Linked DNA regions of Homo sapiens: region 1 is linked to region 2. A link is an interaction called in ENCODE POLR2A ChIA-PET data of the cell type or tissue named here. Cell type or tissue: PC-9. All regions are shown on one strand. Each heading gives the region's core, and the rest is flanking DNA. Links, peaks and the distances in the headings are about the cores only. Region 1 overlaps ITPR3 (inositol 1,4,5-trisphosphate receptor type 3). Region 2 holds the start of BAK1 (BCL2 antagonist/killer 1).

Evidence for each region. ChIA-PET counts read pairs that join two places held together with the same protein. Peaks named below come from ENCODE experiments on the same cell type or tissue, not always from the same donor. Only the 100,000 strongest peaks of a DNase experiment are listed, where the experiment ranks them.
Region 1: POLR2A ChIA-PET joins it to region 2 with 10 read pairs; 8 of 35 experiments call an interaction of 5 or more read pairs at or near these places.

The regions. Positions count from the first base shown.
Region 1 is chr6:33,646,461-33,655,886 of GRCh38, reverse strand. ITPR3 (inositol 1,4,5-trisphosphate receptor type 3) reads right to left here. Exons shown (of 58, transcript NM_002224.4): 3 at 1-121. Among named protein-coding and RNA genes, the nearest start is that of ITPR3-AS1, 17 kb to the right of the region's middle. RefSeq lists enhancers at 4,245-4,745, 4,746-5,246. In PC-9, for the core only: no CTCF peak of the experiment used is centred there; no DNase peak of the experiment used is centred there.
Region 2 is chr6:33,575,709-33,583,708 of GRCh38, reverse strand. BAK1 (BCL2 antagonist/killer 1) reads left to right here and starts at 3,433. Exons shown (of 6, transcript NM_001188.4): 1 at 3,433-3,684; 2 at 6,074-6,174; 3 at 7,781-7,916. The coding sequence starts at 6,105. It also overlaps the pseudogene GGNBP1. RefSeq lists an enhancer at 4,214-4,859 and a silencer at 4,768-4,877. In PC-9, for the core only: a CTCF peak has its summit at 3,368; a DNase peak (open chromatin) is centred at 3,438; H3K4me3 peaks cover 2,098 bases.

The sequences.
Region 1 (9,426 bases), core at 595-8,594, 72 kb before region 2:
TGCAGCTTCTGCAGCAACACCACATCAGCGATCTTCTCCTTGTCCTGCTTAGTCTGCTTGGCCTTCCAGTACTGCTTCTGGGCCGAGTAGCGGTTCATGGGGCACACCTTGAAGAGGCAGTCTGTGGTGGGGCAGGTTGGGGGTGAGGGGAATGATTCATCTGGGGCTCAGGGCCCTCCCTGGAGAAAACCCCAGCCTGCAGCTCTTCTCTCCCAACCCTTCCCCACCCCCGTTCCCCGCTGCAGGTAGAGAGGAAGCGGTTGGAAGAACCTCACAGAATTTGGAGCATCCTGGAATATGCTGAGTAGAATGGGGAGGCTCAGAGGCAGGTTTGAGAGCAGTGCATCTCACTTGGTGGGGTGGACACGTGCCCTCTTCCCCTAGGAGATTTACCAGAGGCTGCTGGGGCCTCACCCTTATGCCATGTCTGTGCCCAGCTTTTGTGAGTATTGGCAGCTAACAGCTCACATCTGCATCCTCTTTAGCTAATTGCCTTGGCTGATGGAAACCATCTTGCACACAGATGCCTGGGAAATGACATACCCCTCTTCCCAGGGGCAGCCCCTATCCAGTGACTGACACAGGCATAGAACAGCCCAGCCTCTGGAGGGGACAGTCCGAGGAACAGCTCACAATCCTGAGCTCCCCGAGGGGTCAGGCTGAGGCGCATCTTCCACTGAAACCACACCCTTGCTCAGCTTCTTCTCCTGCCCTATACAAAGAGGAAGAGGCTCCCTCACTGTGTTCTCCTGAGAACTTCCTCAAGAATTCACCCATCTTAGGCTCTGCTTCTAGGAATCTGACCTAAGACAAGGCAAATCCAAATTCCAGAAACATGTTCTCTAGTACAATTTTTATTTTGGCAAGTAGATAAAACAAGTGTCATTCCCATAAGCCTAAGCTGCAGGAAGGGTGTCCAATTTTTCTGCTTATCCAAAGGAGGCAGGAGTTGGAAAAGCCTGTTCGAAAGCTTGGTAGGAGGGGAGGGAGGATTCTGGGTGCTGGTGAGGGGCTGGTGTGGGTGACTGGGCCTGTGTGACAATAGCCTGGGCTGGGCTGGGAAGCAGTGAGCTCCCCATCACAGGAGGGATCCACAGCCTGGGCACGGAGCAGGACTCAGTGGCCCTGAGATCCCTCTCATGCTGCAGCTGTGTGAGTCCCTGATTGTACAATGCTCTGGCAGTGTGGAACAGAAAGGAGATGGCTGTGTGGGGAGACTGGAGAGGAGAGAGCCACTCGAGGGTCCCAGAAACAAAACCCCTTCTTCAGGTCCTTTCCTGTTCCCTCTAAGAAAGCTGTGTCTTTTCTCTGGTCAAAGCTGGTCATCCAGTCCCAAGGGACCAAAGAAAAATTAGATTTTCCATCCAGTTCATAAGGAGGCAAAAGCTCCATGGGACCATCGGGAGTAGAAACAGAGTGAACCAAAGATCAAGGAAGACAGAACTTCCTAGAAAGAAAAGGGAAAAATGGCAATTCCACAAGCAGATGGAGCCACCAAGGGCTGCCCCACCTAGGCCCCTCAGCATTGCCAGCATGAGTGGACATCACTTCCGAAAGAGCACTCAGTTTGTTGGAGAGAGTGTGTCTTTTTTATTTTTTTTATTTTTCTTATTTTTTTTGAGACACGGTCTCACTCTGTAGCTCAGGCTGGAGTGCAGTGATGCAATCTCGGCTCACTGCAACCTCCACCTCCCAGGCTCAAGCAATTCTCCTGTCTCAGCCTCCCAAGTAGCTGGGATTACAGGCATGCACCACCATGCCTGGCTAATTTTTGTATTTTTAGTAGAGACGGGGTTTCGCCATATTGCCCAAGCTGGTCTCAAACTCCTGACCTCAAGTGATCCACCCACTTCGGCCTACAAAAGTGCTGGGATTACAGGCGTGAGCCACCACGCCCGGCAGAGAGTGCATCTTTATGGGTTCGGCTCGGCCCTCAGGAGGCAGCTGGGGTCCTCCTGCCTCTTCAGGCTGGGTTGGCACTCCCAGGGCTTCCCCACATCATTTTGTGGATCTCAGTGCCTTGTTAGAGGCAGGCAATTCCCAACAGAGTGGTGGGGAATGGGACACACCAGGGAATGTTCCGGAAATTCAGTGGGCAGGGAGTGATTTGGGTTGTACCACCAATTGTCACAGTGGCACTTAGTGAGCAGAACAGGGTTGCTGGACGCCTGCACCACAGAGATTATCCTGGGTGATGCCTGATGGCAAATGTCCTGCCCACACGCATAGGTGGACATCTATGAGCAGTGTTCTGGGCCTAGAGCTATACACAGAGGCACAAATTTTTTTGCATGGATTTAGCAAACACTGAATTTTCCAGGAATGCAACTCCAATATAAACTGAGGGAAAGCTGTCCTTTGTGTTGTTCAAATTTTCCCAGGAGTTTTCTGCTATTTCAGAAAATACATCACTCATGGCCACACCAAATGGGTGCATGTGTGGCTGCCACATTCATGATTTAAAGGTAAGTGGGCTGGGCGCAGTGGCTCACGCCTGTAATTCCAGCACTATGGGAAGCCGAGGCAGGAGGATCACTTGAGGCCAGGAGTTCGAGACTGGCCTGGGCAACATGACGAAATCCTGTCTTTACAAAAAAAAAAAAAAAAAGTTAATAAAAAATTATCAACAGGCAGCAAGTGGTGGGAAAAAATAAAAATAATTTAAAAAAATAAAAAATTAGCCAGGCATGGTGGTGTGCATCTGTAATCCCAGCTGCTCAAGAGGCTGAGGCAGGAGGTTCGCTTGAGCCAAGATTTCAAGACCAGCCTTGGCAACATAGCGAGACATTGTCTCTACTAAAATTCAAAAAAATTAGCTGGGCATGGTGGTACATGCCTGTAGTCCCAGCTACTTGGGGGACTAAGGCAGAAGAATCCCTTGAAACCAGGAAGTCAAGGCTGCAGTGAGCCCTGATCATGCCACTGCACTCCAGCCTGAGCGACAGAGCAAGACCCTGTCTAAAAACTAAAATATATATATTTTTAAAGTTACTTTCCTTTCTTTTCTCTTTTTTGTCACACTGAGGACATTAAACTACCTCATTCCCTCCCCCTGGCTCCAGGCTCACTCAGACCCTGGCTCTAGACCGCCACCATTTTGCATTATATAAATATGGATATATAGGCCAGGCACGGTGGCTCATGCCTGTAATCCCAGCACTTTGGGAGGCCAAGGCGGGCAGATCACGAGGTCAGGAGTTCGAGACCAGCCTGACCAACGTGGTGAAACCCCATCTCTACTAAAAATACAAAAATTAGTCGGGCATGGTGGCACGCACCTGTAATCCCAGCTACTCAGGAGGCTGAGGCAGGAGAATCACTTGAACCGGGGGTCGGGGGCAGAGGCTGCAGTGAGCTGAGATCACACCACTGCACTCCAGCCTGGGTGACAGAGCAAGACTTCGTCCCAAAAAATAAAAAATAAAAATATGGATATGGATAGATTATATTATTTATCAATTCCACTTTATGTTTTTTGCTACCCTCACCAGACTCGGGGTGGGCAGGCTGGCAGGGCCTGGTTAAGCTCATCACTGTTTCTCCAGCCCCTAACCTGTTGGCTCAGCATGAATCTGCCGGATGCATACATCAACCCAGAAATTACTTCCTCCTGTATAAGGAGGTAGGGTTTGATTTAGCCTTGGAGGGAGGAAGAGGTTACGAGGCACACAACTGGAGGAAAGAGCAGGAGGTGGGAGAGGATATGGCGCATCTAGAAACAGGACAGAGGTTCCTCCTGGCAGGGGCAGGGAGCTCATGCAGGAAAGAGGGGCCAGGCAAGGGAGGTGCTGAGCTGAGACCGGAAGGGCTGAGAGGTGCAGGGCCCTGTGTCTGAGCCCACAGGTCCTGGGGATTGTCAGCTACTTGGTCTCCACATGGCCCACCAGCCCCTTCGAACCCTAGTCCAGACAGGAGAAAAGGCAGAAAGGGACAGGTACAGCCCCTAGAGCAGGGGTCTCAAGCTTTTCCGACCTTGACTCACCTAAGAAATAAAACTTAGATCACCACTGCTTAAAACGGCATGAGGACTCCCTGTCCCTGGTCATGGTACCAGGCTCCAGGTCCGACAGGGCTGAGAACCATGGTGACCTTCTATGGTGACAGAAAGCAACTAAAACAACTGGATTTTTAAAATGTGTGTTATGCTAAGACTTAAAGAATCAACAAGATGGTGAAGAATTACCCACCAAAAAGAGAAGATAGAAAGGAAAACAAAACAGACATAGAAACACTCAGCTACTTTTGCCTTGAGGCGACTTCCTGATTCCCGGAAGCATGGACTTTTATTTTGACAGCTTCTTCAGATGGAAGGATCAGAGGTCCATGCCCAGGCCCACAGAAGGTGAGGGGTCAACAGAAGACCGGGACCCTATAGGGATACAGTCTCAGACAAGGGCTGAGCCCACAGTAGAACAGCTCATGTCAGGAGCTAAAGATACTAGTTGGAATCCCCCAGATGGTTCAAGTAACCCCAAACGACCTGGGCTTCAAGTGGGCTTGAACTGGCGAGACCCTCAGGAGTCTGGCAGAAGGAACACCAGGGCCTTCCTGGAGGAAGGTACCTTCATCCTAGACTCAAACCAGACTTTTCTTTTTTTTTTTTTTTTTTTGAGACGGAGTCTCACTCTGTCGCCCAGGCTGGAGTGCAGTGGCGCGATCTCGGCTCACTGCAAGCTCCGCCTCCCGGGTTCACACCATTCTCCTGCCTCAGCCTCCTGAGTAGCTGGGATTACAGGCGCGTGCCACCACGCCCGGCTAATTTTTTGTATTTTTCAGTAGAGACGAGGTTTCACCATGTTAGCCAGGATGGTCTCGATCTCCTGACCTCGTGATCCACCCGTCTCGGCCTCCCAAAGTGCTGGGATTACAGGCGTGAACCACCCCGCCCGGCAACTCAAACCAGACTTTTCAAATGCAATAACCAGTATATGCTCAAAGAAAAGCAGGGATCCTTGGGAACCAGACACCGCGAGGGAGAACAAGCCCACAAAATAGACACTAAAAACAGACACAGGCAGAGACTTCAGACGCAGACATCACCTGTAAAACAGATATGTCTTCTCTGCTTCAATCAATTAAAAAAAAAAAAAGCTTGAAGATCCCTGCAGAGAACAGAAAACGATAAAAAAAAATGACATAGCAGACTGAAAAAAGAACCAAGTAGAACTTCTAGAAATAAAAAAAGCTTCAATAACCAAAATTTAAAACTCACTGGACATATTTAACCAGAGAATAGCCAGAGCTGAAGAAAGAATTAATGAAACCATAACAGCCCTTATAGGGTGGATGCATTCCAATTCTACCCTATCCATTTCTGTCGATGATGGCTGAGCCCATTCAAGTGACTTCACAGCCCACTAGCGGGTCAGAGCCTGTGCCTGCATGAGACACACTGCCCTGAAGCATCCCCGGGAGAGCAGTGAAGTCAGAAAAGAGCCCTCCCTGCTCCTCCTGACTCCTCCGTATCTTTCTTGGAAACTTAATAACTGGAACTTGTAAGATTCAACTTTTTCTCTCACATAGATCCTCCCTCAGAGCCTTGCCCACACATACACATGCCAGAAGATGCTGAGTGAATGAATAAACAAGTGGGTAGACTCGGGGCCCGTCGCCATACACATCCCATGCTTCTACTGCGCTGTGCTCCTTGCCCAAAGGCAGCCCTGTCAGAACCCCAGAAGGGGCCTGAGCCTTCCCTGTCACTAAACCACAGGGCTGAAGGGCAGAGAGAAGGAGGGTGGATGGGTAGCCAGGAGACTGGGCCCACACAGGAGTTGCAGCATCAAAGACCATGAGAAAAGGTGGAGGGTCCAGGGAGGTTTCCTAAAGTAAGGATTGTGTGTCCCGGGGTGTGTACCTGTGGATGAAGGGGCACAGGGCTGGTGAGGCTGCAGGCAAGAGGCTATTCATTTATTAAATAAGGTCAGTCAACATTCATCCAATACTGACTAAGGTGCCTACCACTCCAAATGCCCACTGCCACTGCATACCATCATTCCAGGGCAAGGGGGATAGCTTTAAAATACACAAACTCCCAGGTCCTCCACAGATCTTGGCAGGTCTCGGGTGAGGTCTAGGAATATGCATTTTTAAAGGCACCTCTCCCCCACTCCCTTTCTACCCCACATGGTTCTGCTGCTCAATCAAGCACCAGAGTAGAGGATCCAAGTCAAGGACAGAGAGCAAAGCAAGTTATACGGTTGCAGTAATGTAAAAGCTCTGCAAGAAATAATGCCTGCATCTGCTTCCAATCATCTTCAATGTTTAGACTCAACCTATAGAACAAAACACCCAAGATGTCATTGTGGTTACAGAAGAGGATGGAAAGGTCATTCAGTCTTGATGACTTAAAAATAAAAATAGGCTGGGCGCGGTGGCTCACGCCTATAATCCCAGCACTTTGGGAGGCCAAGGCAGGCGGATCACCTGAGGTCAAGAGTTTGAGACTAGCCTGACCAACATGGAGAAACTCAGTCTCTACCAAAAATACAAAATTAGTTGGCCGTGGTGGCAGGCACCTGCAAGCCCAGCTACTTGGGAGACTGAGACAGGAGAATCGCTTGAACCCAGGAGGGAGAGGTTGCAGTGAGCCGAGATCGCACCATTGCATTCTAGCCTGGGCAACAAGAGTGAAACTCCATCTCAAAACAAAAACAAAATAAAAATAAAAATACATGTGGCATAGGCCAGGCGCAATGGCTCACACCTGTAATCCCAGCACTTTGGGAGGCTGAGGCAGGTGGATCACGGGGTCAGGAGTTCAAGACCAGCCTGGCCAAGATGGTGAAACCCGGTCTCTACTGAAAATACAAAAAAATTAGCCAGACATGGTGGCGCAAGCCTATAATCTCAGCTACTCAGGAGGCTGAGGCAGAGAATTGCTTGAACCTGCCTGGGAGGCAGAGGTTGCAGTGAGCCGAGATTGCGCCACTGCACTCCAGCCTGGAAGACAGAGCGAGACTCCGTCTTGGAAAAAAAAAAATACACATGGCAGCCTGGGCGTGGTGGCTCACACCTGTAATCCAAGTACTTTGGAAGTCCAAGGCAAGAGGATCACTGAGCCTAGGAGTTCAAGACCAGCCTGGGCAACTTGGTGAGACCCCCAATTTCTACAAAAAATTTTAAAAACTAGCCGGGTCTGTTGACACGCACCTGTGATCCAGCTACTTGGGAGGCTTGAGGCGGGAGGATTGCTTGAGCCCTGGAGGTCCAGGCTGCAGTGAGCCATGATTGTGCCACTGCACTCCAGACCCTGTCTCAGAAAAGAAAAAAAATACACATGGCAGTAGTGGGAGGGAGACATGGACAGAGTGCTTGGAGGAATTGACAGAATGAGGAAGAAAAAAAAAGGGTAACTGAGACTCTCAGGTTTATAAAGGTGACCCTAGAGAATCTACAGGCCACAGGATGCTGTTGGGAGGATGAGGGGGGCAATGGAAGAGCAGGTCATGAAAGCTAAATTATCATCTATCTTAGAAGGGCACCAACAGATACTCTAAAATTGGTAAATCAAGCAGTAGTGGCCGGGCACTGTGGCTCATGCCTGTAATCCTAACACTCTGGGAGACCAAGGCAAGAGGATTGCTTGAGCCCGGGAATTTGAGACGAGCCTGGGCAACACAGTGAGACCTCGTCTCTACAAAAAATTAAAAAATTAGCCAGGCGTGGTGACGCACACCTGTAATCCCAGCTGCTCAGGAGGCTGAGGTGGGAGGATGGCTTGAGCCTGGGAGGTCAAGGCTGCAGCAAGCCATGATTGCGCCACTGCACTCCAGCCTGGATGACAGAGCAAGACCCTGTCTCAAAAAAAAAAAAAAAAAGAAAAAGAAATAGAATAATCATAACATTTGGAGACACAGGGGTAGCTAGCAGAAGAAACCATGAAAAGAGTTAAAAGGGGTTGCTTTCTCTTATTACATTGCTGGTGAGGGTGCAAAATGATACAACGGCAGCGGGGGGCAAGTGGCAATCACCGAGCTCCCGCCCTCTGCCTCAGCAACCTCAGTGCTGGGCTTGCATTCTCGGAGCGCACCTGCTCTTACATAAAATGACCACAGAAGAGGGTCTTTGCTGCAGCACCAACAGGAATAATAAAAGACTTGAAACAGCCCAAGAGTCCATCAGGGGGACTGCTGAAACAAATTACAATAGAGCCACATAACTCTATGTGTGGAATGCTATGTAACCATAAGAAAGAGAGAAATTCTGACAGATGCTGCAACATGGATGAACCCATTATGCTAAGTGAAATAAGCCAGTCACAAAAGGGCAAACACTGCATGATTCCACTTGTATAAGGTACCAAGAGTAATCAAATTCATAGAAACAGAGAGTAGAATGGTAGTTGCAAGGGCTGGGGGGAGGAGGAAATGGGGAGTTATTGTTTAATGGGTACTGAGTTTCAGTTTTGCAAGATGAAAAAAGGTCTGTGGATGGATGGTGGTAATAGTTGCACAGAAATGAAAATGTACGGAATGCTGCTCAACTGTATGCTTAACGATGGTTAAGATGGGAAACTCCTTGTTATGTGAATCTTACCACAATTAAAAATAAGTGACTTTTGCCAGGCACAGTGGCTCACACCTGTAATCCCAATATTCTGGGAGGTTGAAGCGGGCAGATTGCTTGAGTCCAAGAGTTCGCTTATTTTCCAGCCTAGGCAACACAGTGAAACCCTGTCTCTACAAAAAATAAATAAATTAGCCAAGCATGGTGGCACGCACCTGTAGTCCCAGCTGCTCTGGAAGGTGAGGCAGGATTGCTTGAGTCCAGGAGGTCAGGGTTGCAGTGAACCATGGTGTCACTGCACTCTGACCTGGGCAACAAAGCAAGACCCTGTCTTAATAAATAAATAAATAACCTTTTTTAATATTTAAGACAAATTACTATGTAATTTGTAGGAGACTATTTTCTCATGGTTGTCCACAATATGCAACTAAAATGAATATACTTTTTTTCATCTTTTTTTTTGAGACAGGATCTCACTATGTCGCCCAGGTTGGAAAGCAGTGGTGCAATCACGGCTCACTGCAGACTTGACCTCCTGGCCTCATGCGATCCTCCCACCTCAGTCTCCTGTGTAGCTGAGACTACAGGGGTGTACCACCACATCCAGCTAATTTTTGTATTTTTGTAGGGACGGGGTTTCGCCATGTTGCCCAGGCTGGTCTCAAACTCCTAGGCTCAAGCAATCCACCTACCTGGGTGTCCCAAACTGCTGGGATTACAGGCATGAGCCACCACACCTGGCTAAAGTGAATATAATTAATGAAAGAGAGAGAGAGGAAGTTTGAGCTTCTACATATTCAGAGAGAAAGATCTCCAGAAGGGTCTGTCTACAGCAAGATTTATAAAGCGAAACCAGCAAAAAAACAGAATAGTGTATATAGAATGCTATCTTTCTATAAGAAAAGGGAAAATCTGGAT
Region 2 (8,000 bases), core at 1-8,000:
GGGCCTCCATCCTGAGAAGGTCCCCAATTCAGATCCTGTAACAGCCACCCCAGGACCAACTGCTTAAGAACAGGAAGAGTTTTCAAATTAAAACCTCCAGTTGGAAACTTCCCAGAATTCTGGGAAGCAAAGACTGGGGAGGATGGGAGGTTGGGGGAGATTAGTTGGAGGTAGAGGGGGCAGGGGTTTGATGAAGCAGGGAAGGAGGTGTGGGGGGCAGGCAGGGATTTTGGGGGAAAGGGGGTGGAGACTTGGAGGAAAAGATGTGAGAGCCCCAGGAAGCTTGGCAGGGAGCAAACAGGGAGAGGCAGGGAGGGAACTGAACCCTGAGGGCAGGGGCTATTGAGGACTGCACACACCTCTGTCCTTCCTGGGTTTGTTCTGTCCTCAAGAACACTCCCAGCAGCCAGACAGTATCTGTCTTCCCTCTTAGCATCCAGGTTTTGTGTCCAGGTGGTAGCACAGACCCCACTAAGTCTATTTATTTATTTGTTTTTATTTTTATTTATTTATTTTTTTGAGACAGAGTCTCGCTCTGTCGCCCAGGCTGGAGTGCAGTGGGCTATCTCGGCTCACTGCAAGCTCTGCCTCCTGGGTTCACGCCATTCTCCTGCCTCAGCCTCCCAAGCAGCTGGAACTATAGGCGCTTGCTACGGCGCCCAGCTAATTTTTTGTATTTTTAGTAGAGATGGGGTTTCACCGTGTTAGCCAGGATGGTCTCGATCTCCTGACCTCGTGATCCACCCGCCTCGGCCTCCCAAAGTGCTGGGATTACAGGCGAGAGCCACCGGGCCCGGCCTTGTTTTTATTTTTATTTTTAATTTCTTGAGATGGAGTCTAGCTCTGTCGCCAGGCAGGAGTGCAGTGGCACAATCTTGGCTCACTGCAACCTCCGCCTCCTGGCTTCAAGCGATTCTCCTGCCTCAGCCTCCTGAGTAGCTGGGACTACAGGTACCCGCCATCACGCCCGGCTAATTTTTGTATTTTTAGTAGAGACAGGGTTTCACCATGTTGGCCAGGATGGTCTCGACCTCTTGACCTTGTGATCCACCTACCTCGGCTTCCCAAAGTGCTGGGATTACAGGCATGAGCCACCGTGCCCGGCCCTATTTTTATTTTATTTTTTTGAGATGGGGTTTCACTCTTGTCACCCAGGCTGGAGTGCAGTGGTACAATCTCAGCTCACTGCAACCTCCGCCTCCTGGGTTCAGCAATTCTCCTGCCTCAACCTCCCAAGTAGCTGGGATTATAGGCGCACGCCACCACAACCGGCTTTATTTTATTTATTTATTATTATTATTATTTTTTGAGATGGAGTTTCGCTCTTGTTGACCAGGCTGGAGTGCAATGGCGCAATCGCAGCTTACCACAACTCTGCCTCCCGGGTTCAAGCAATTCTCCTGCCTCAGCCTCCAGAGTAGCTGGGATTACAGGCATGCGCCACCACGCCTGGCTAATTTTGTATTTTTAATAGGGGTGGAGTTTCTCCACGTTGGTCAGGCTGGTCTCGAACTTCCAACCTCAGGTGATCAGCCAGCCTCGGCCTCCCAAAGTGCTGGGATTACAGGCGTGAGCCACCGTGCCCGACCAATTTTTTTTTTTTTTTTTTGAGACGGAGTCTCATTCTGTCACCCAGGCTGGAGTGCAGTGGCGTGATCTCGGCTCACTGCAAGCTCTGCCTCCTGAGTTCACGCCATTCTCCTGCCTCAGCCTCCCATGTAGCTGGGACTACAGGCGCCTGCCACCATGCCCGGCTAATTTTTTTGTATTTTTAGTAGAGACGGGGTTTCACCATGTTAGCCAGGATGGTCTCAATCTCCTGACCTCAGGTGATCCACCTGCCTTGGCCTCCCTTTTGTGTATTTTTAAAAGAGACGGGGTTTCGCCATGTTAGGCAAGCTGGTCTTGAACTCCTGACCTCAGGTGATCTGCCTGCCTCGGGCTCCCAAAGTGCTGGGATGGGATTACAGGCGTGAGCCACCGTGCCCGGCCTTTTTTTTTTTTTTTTTTTTTTTTCTAGAGACAGACTCTCCCTCTGTTGCCCTGGTGCAATCATAGCTTACTGCAGCCTCGACCTCCTGGGCTCAAGCAATCCTCCCACCTCAGCCTCCCCAGTAGCTAAGACCACAGGCATACAACACCATGCCTTGCTAATTTTTTTTTTTTTTTTTTTTTTTTTTGGTATAAGCAGGGTATTGCTGTTGCCCAGGCTGGCCTGGAACTCCTGCACCTGGCCTCAAGCGATCCTCTTGCCTTGGCCTCCCAAATGGCTGGGATGGGATTCTAGGCGTGACACACCGCAGCTGGCTGCCTTTTTTGTTGTTGTTGAGACAAGGTCTTGCTCTGTTGCCCAGGGCGGAATGCAGTGGTGCAAACATGGCTCACTGTGGCCTCGACTTCCTGTGCTCAGGTGATCCTCCTGCCTCAGCCTCCTAGGTAGCTGGGACCACCAAATGCACAGGTGTGCACTACCATACCCAGCTAATTTCTAATTTTTTTTTGTAGAGACATGGTCTCACTTTGTTGCCCAGGCTGGTCTTGAACTCCTGGGCTCAAGCAATCCTCCCACCTCAGCCTTCCAAAGTGTTGGGATTACAGGCGTGAGCCACTGGGCCCAGCCTCTATTGAGTTTTAATCTCCGTTTACTTGACTATCACCTTCAGGATTTCAAACATCCAGAGACCACCAAGGTGCATGGTGCACAGGTCTAAATTGCAGGTTGAATCTCAATCTAGTATTAGTATTCCCCAATGCGACTACAGAACTGATTATTACTATTTATTTTTTTTGAGATGGAGTCTTGCACTGTCACCAGGGCTGGAGTGCAATGGCGCAATCCTGGTTTACTGCAACCTCCACCTCCCAGGTTCAAGGGATTCTCCTGCCTCAGCCTTCCAACTAGCTGGGATTACAGGCGCCCGCCACCACACCCAGCTAATTTTTTGTATTTTTAGTAGAGACGGGGTTTCACCATGTTAGCCAGAATGGTCTCGATCTCTTGACCTCGTGATCTGCCTGCCTCAGCCTCCCAAGGTGCTGGGATTATAGGCGTGAGCCACCGCGCCTGGCCCAGAACTGATGATTAACCCAGCTGAGCCTCTGTTCATCTGAATGGGTATTGTCAACAGCACTCACTTACAAGAGTTGCTGAGAAGATCCAATGAGACAAATAGTTGCTAAAGTGCCAGGCATGCAGCAGTGCTTAAGAAACTTCTCACCCTGGGTTTTTTATTGGTATTGATTGATGTAGAGGTGGGGGAGAAGATCAAAGACAAGGATTGAGAATCAGGGATGGGAAAAGCAGTGGGCCACTGACAGCCGCCCTGCCTGCCTGGGAGGTGGGGTGGGGAAAGTGGGCGGGACATGCTCCTGGGCCTGGCCCACCCAGATCACCCTACAGGCTGTCGGCCTGTGCGTCTGCATCCGGTGGCCACAGAGCAACTTCCTCTAGAGGGAGCTGATTGGAGCCGGGTGCCGCTGGCACCTCTATGATCACTGGAGTCTCGCGGGTCCCTCGGGCTGCACAGGGACAAGTAAAGGCTACATCCAGATGCCGGGAATGCACTGACGCCCATTCCTGGAAACTGGGCTCCCACTCAGCCCCTGGGAGCAGCAGCCGCCAGCCCCTCGGGACCTCCATCTCCACCCTGCTGAGCCACCCGGGTTGGGCCAGGATCCCGGCAGGTAAGCTGGAAGGGTCTTGTCCATCCTCCCAGATCTCAGCAGCCCCAGCCCCAGGGTGGGGCAGGGAGCCTGCCGGGAGCCGGGTGGGGAAGGGGAAGCTCAAGGCTTCCCTGGGCAGGTCTGCCGCCCCGGCTGGGGACCTGATCCTGCCATGCCTGCCTCTGGCTGCCCCTCACAGCTTCCCCTCTTGGCCCAGCCCTGGATGCCGGAGAACTGTAAGAACTGGGTCCTTTAACAGTCTGGGAGATGGGAGTGGAGGTCAGAGCCAAGGTCAAGGGCAGAGAGAGAACTTTCTCAGCGCTTGCTGCTGCCCAACATCCCTAGACTGGGTCCAGGGCCTGGCCAGGCATGTATCCCTGGGCAACATTCATCGGGGCCCAGCAAGCCCAGGAAGTCGGGGGTGGCTCCCCTCACCGGGAATTTAGGCCACTTGGATGGGGGAGGCAGAGCTAGGCCTGAGTCAGCATAGGTTGCTGGCCTTGGTGGGTGTTCTGAGGCTCTACCTGCTCCCCTCGGAAGCCTGGGGTGTTGGTAGAGGGAGTTGGAGGTGCAGTCAGCATCCTCCAGCCCTACTGTCCTGGGGGTGCCGGGTCCTGGAGACTGGGGAAGAAGGAAGGCCATCTTATGTAAGGAGCTACGGGGGGTGGGAGGCAAGCAAAACTCTTTTTTTTTGTTTTTTGAAATGGAGTCTCGCTCTGTTGCCCAGGCTGGAGTGCAGTGGCGCAATCTCGGCTGACCGCAACCTCCGCCTCCAAGGTTCAAGCGATTCTCCTGCCTCAGCCTCCCGAGTAGCTGGGACTACAGGCGCACGCCACCATGCCCAGCTAATTTTTGTATTTTTAGTAGAGATGGGGTTTCATTATGTTGGCCAAGCTGGTCTTGAACTTCTGACCTCGTGGGCCACTATGCCCGGCTGCAAAGTTCTGTTTTAACAAGGCCTTGCCCCTAGAGGTGGAGGAGAGGAAGGTCTGCCTTCACCCTGTCCCTGTCCGGCAGATCGAGGAGGAGTGGGGAGCTGGGTGAGGGCACAGGTGGTCCAGCCCTCCTCCACCCCTTCTTGAGAGCTCTTGGGGCACTTTCGAAAACACTCCCAGGCCTAGCGGAAGGAGGGTGGGCGAAGGTCCCCAGGCCCTGGGCGGTGGGGGTGGGGCTGTGTGCTTGGCCCAGGGTGGGGCTGCACACCCCCTCCCTCTGGGATAGGAGGAGGGCGCTCTCCTTCTGAGGGCTGGAGGCTGCCTGGGGAAATGGGGCTCTGGGAGGGGTGCAAACTGAAAGTGAAACAGCTGACATCCAGGAAACACTCGCCCTGATGAGGGGTCACAGCAGGTTGGGGCTGCGGTCAGGACCAGGCAAAGAGGAAAATTGGGGCCGGGGACAGAAGACCAGGTGTGTGGTGGGAGTACGAGGCAGGTTATGGGGCTTCAAAGAAGGCCCTGATCCTGAGGGCTCCCTCCGGTCACTGCAAGGCAGCAGTGGGGAAGGCACAGACAGGAGGTAAATAGGGAAAGTTGCCCTGAGAAAGAACACACTCTGAGGTCCACAAACTGGAAAAGAAATCTTGCATGCGTGTTGAGTACATGGACTCACGGAGATTCAGACAAACAACCTGACTTTCCGTGACTAACGATGTGACCTCGGGCACTCAACTCTTTGTGCCTCACTTTTCCTGCCTGTAAAGTGGGTATGATGGCGCTCACCCTGCTGGGTTCATGTGAGTTTCCAGTGTTCACCACCCACAGAGTGCTCCTAAGTGGGAGAGTATATCTTAGGCTCTCAGGAAATGTTTGCGGCTAACAGCCCAGAGTTAAAAAACAGGTGTGTTCTGGCCAGCCAGAGGGAAGTAGGGCCTCTGAGGACAGCCTTCATGGGCCATTGGCTGGGCAGTGGCTCGCTTGCAATAAGCATGTGCTGGGTGGGCTGCAGGAGGCCCCAGGAACAGCTAAAAACCCCCCAGGCTCTTGCCCCAGGAGTGGCATGAACTTGAGAGCCAGCGGGCACTGCTGCAGCCACACCCTCCTCGATGGTGCAGATACCTCAGTCTGCCCTTGGCTGCCTCACCTTCTTACCCTGTCTCCCTCAAAGAGGGAGTGTTCAGTAAGTTGTTTCCTCCCAGCAGACTTCACTGGGACCCATGCTGGAGTAAGAATAAAAAGTCCCAGAGGAGGCCAGGCACGGTGGCTCACACCTGTAATCCCAGCACTGTGGATGGCCGAGGCAGACTCACGAGGTCAGGAGTTTGAGACCGGCCTGGCCAAAGTCCCAGAGGACTAAGGGCCTTTCTGGGAATGGGGGATCCTCTCTCCTATGTGGACATGGCAACCTGTATGGGGTCCCCAGTCACAGGTCTGTGCTCACCCCCATCTCTGCTTTTTCTCGCCCTTCCCCGCAGGCTGATCCCGTCCTCCACTGAGACCTGAAAAATGGCTTCGGGGCAAGGCCCAGGTCCTCCCAGGCAGGAGTGCGGAGAGCCTGCCCTGCCCTCTGCTTCTGGTAAGGGTCTTCCTGCCCCCTCACCCATCCCATAACCATGAGTGCTGTCGTGAGGATGGAAGGAGCAGGACTCAGGCAGGCTCCTTCGCCTCGGTTCACCCACTGTGGGTGGGGAATACTCTTCCCCACCCACGGGCTCAGAGGCTGGAGCTGCTGTCAAGGTTAAGCCCAGGAGGGGGAGGAGTCTGGACTGGGGAGGGCCTGGAGGTTGGGAGAGGCCAGGAAGTGAGTGTAAGGTAGGCACAGTGCCACCGGGGCAGAGGGCTGGGTCACGGGCGAGGGAGGCAGGAATTAGAGTGGGGCCTGGCTGCTGTATCCCTCCAGCGGGAGAAATAAGGAAGTAAGCTGGCCAATCACCCAGTCAGGTCTGCTCAACAGGGAACGCAATTATTGTGACTTGGGGAGGAAGTAAGATGGCTGCCCTCCTTCCCTCTTCCCAGGGGATAGCCAGGGAAGCCCCAGCTCACACCTCACGGCGGGCTGTTCCCTGGACTTGGGAATCAGGTCCCAGGTCTGTCACTATCTCCCTGTGTGACTTTTCTGGGCCGCAGCTACAAATTCAGATTTTGTTTCCCACATTTCCCTGCACGCAAAGGGCTGCGGAGCTGAGATGTACTAATGTAGACTCAGGACCCCAAATGCCCGGGACTGTCCCGGTTCCCCGGCTTGTTCTGGCTGTATGACCTTGCACACGTTACTCAGACACCCTGTGCCATTTTCCCCCTGCCAGCTGGGGATTGCCTGCTCCCAGGGCTACTGTGAGGACTCAATGCAAGTGCCGGAACAACTCTCCACACAGCATAAGCTCTAGGGGCGGCTAAGGTGCTGAAGTAGGGATATTTCTTTTCTTTTTTTTTTTTTTGTTTTTTTTGTTGTTGTTGTTTTGTTTTGTTTTGTTTTTTGAGATGGAGTCTCGCTCTATTGCCCAGGCTGGAGTGCAGTGGCGTGATCTAGGCTCACTGCAAGCTCCAACTCCCGGGTTCACGCCATTCTCCTGCCTCAGCCTCCCGAGTAGCTGGGACTACAGGCGCCTCCCACCACGCCTGGCTAATTTTTTGTATTTTGTTTAGTAGAGACGGGGTTTCACCATGTTAGCCAGGATGGTCTCAATCTCCTGACCTCGTGATCCGCCCGCCTTGGCCTCCCAAAGTGCTGGGATTACAGGCATGAGCCACCACACCCGGCCATTTTTTTTTTTTTTTTGAGACAGAGTTTCGCTCTTGTTGCCTAGGCTGGAGTGCAGTGGCACGATCTCCGCTCACCGCAACCTCCGCCTCCCGGGGTCAAGTAATTCTCCTGCCTCAGCCTCTTCTTGAGTAGGTGGGATTACAGGCATGTGCCACCACACCCGGCTAATTTTGTATTTTTAGTAGAGACAGAGTTTCTCCATGTTGGTCAGGCTGGTCTTGAACTCCCGACCTCAGGTGATCTGCCCACCTCGGCCTCCCAAAGTGCTGGGATTATAGGCGTGAGCCACCGCACCTGGTTGGGATATTTCTTTCCATGGGTGAGGACAGCTATGGCCTTAGGAAGAGTGAATCCCCTATAAGGCATGGGGCTGCCAGGGTTCGGCCCTCTCTCCCTGACTCCCAGCTTTGATCCTCAGAGGAGCAGGTAGCCCAGGACACAGAGGAGGTTTTCCGCAGCTACGTTTTTTACCGCCATCAGCAGGAACAGGAGGCTGAAGGGGTGGCTGCCCCTGCCGACCCAGAGATGGTCACCTTACCTCTGCAACCTAGCAGGTGAGCTACAACCGCTGGGCCCACAAGGACATCTTCAGGGAGGCAGTAGCTCGCATGGGTCTCTGTGCAGGTCCTGGGAGCTGG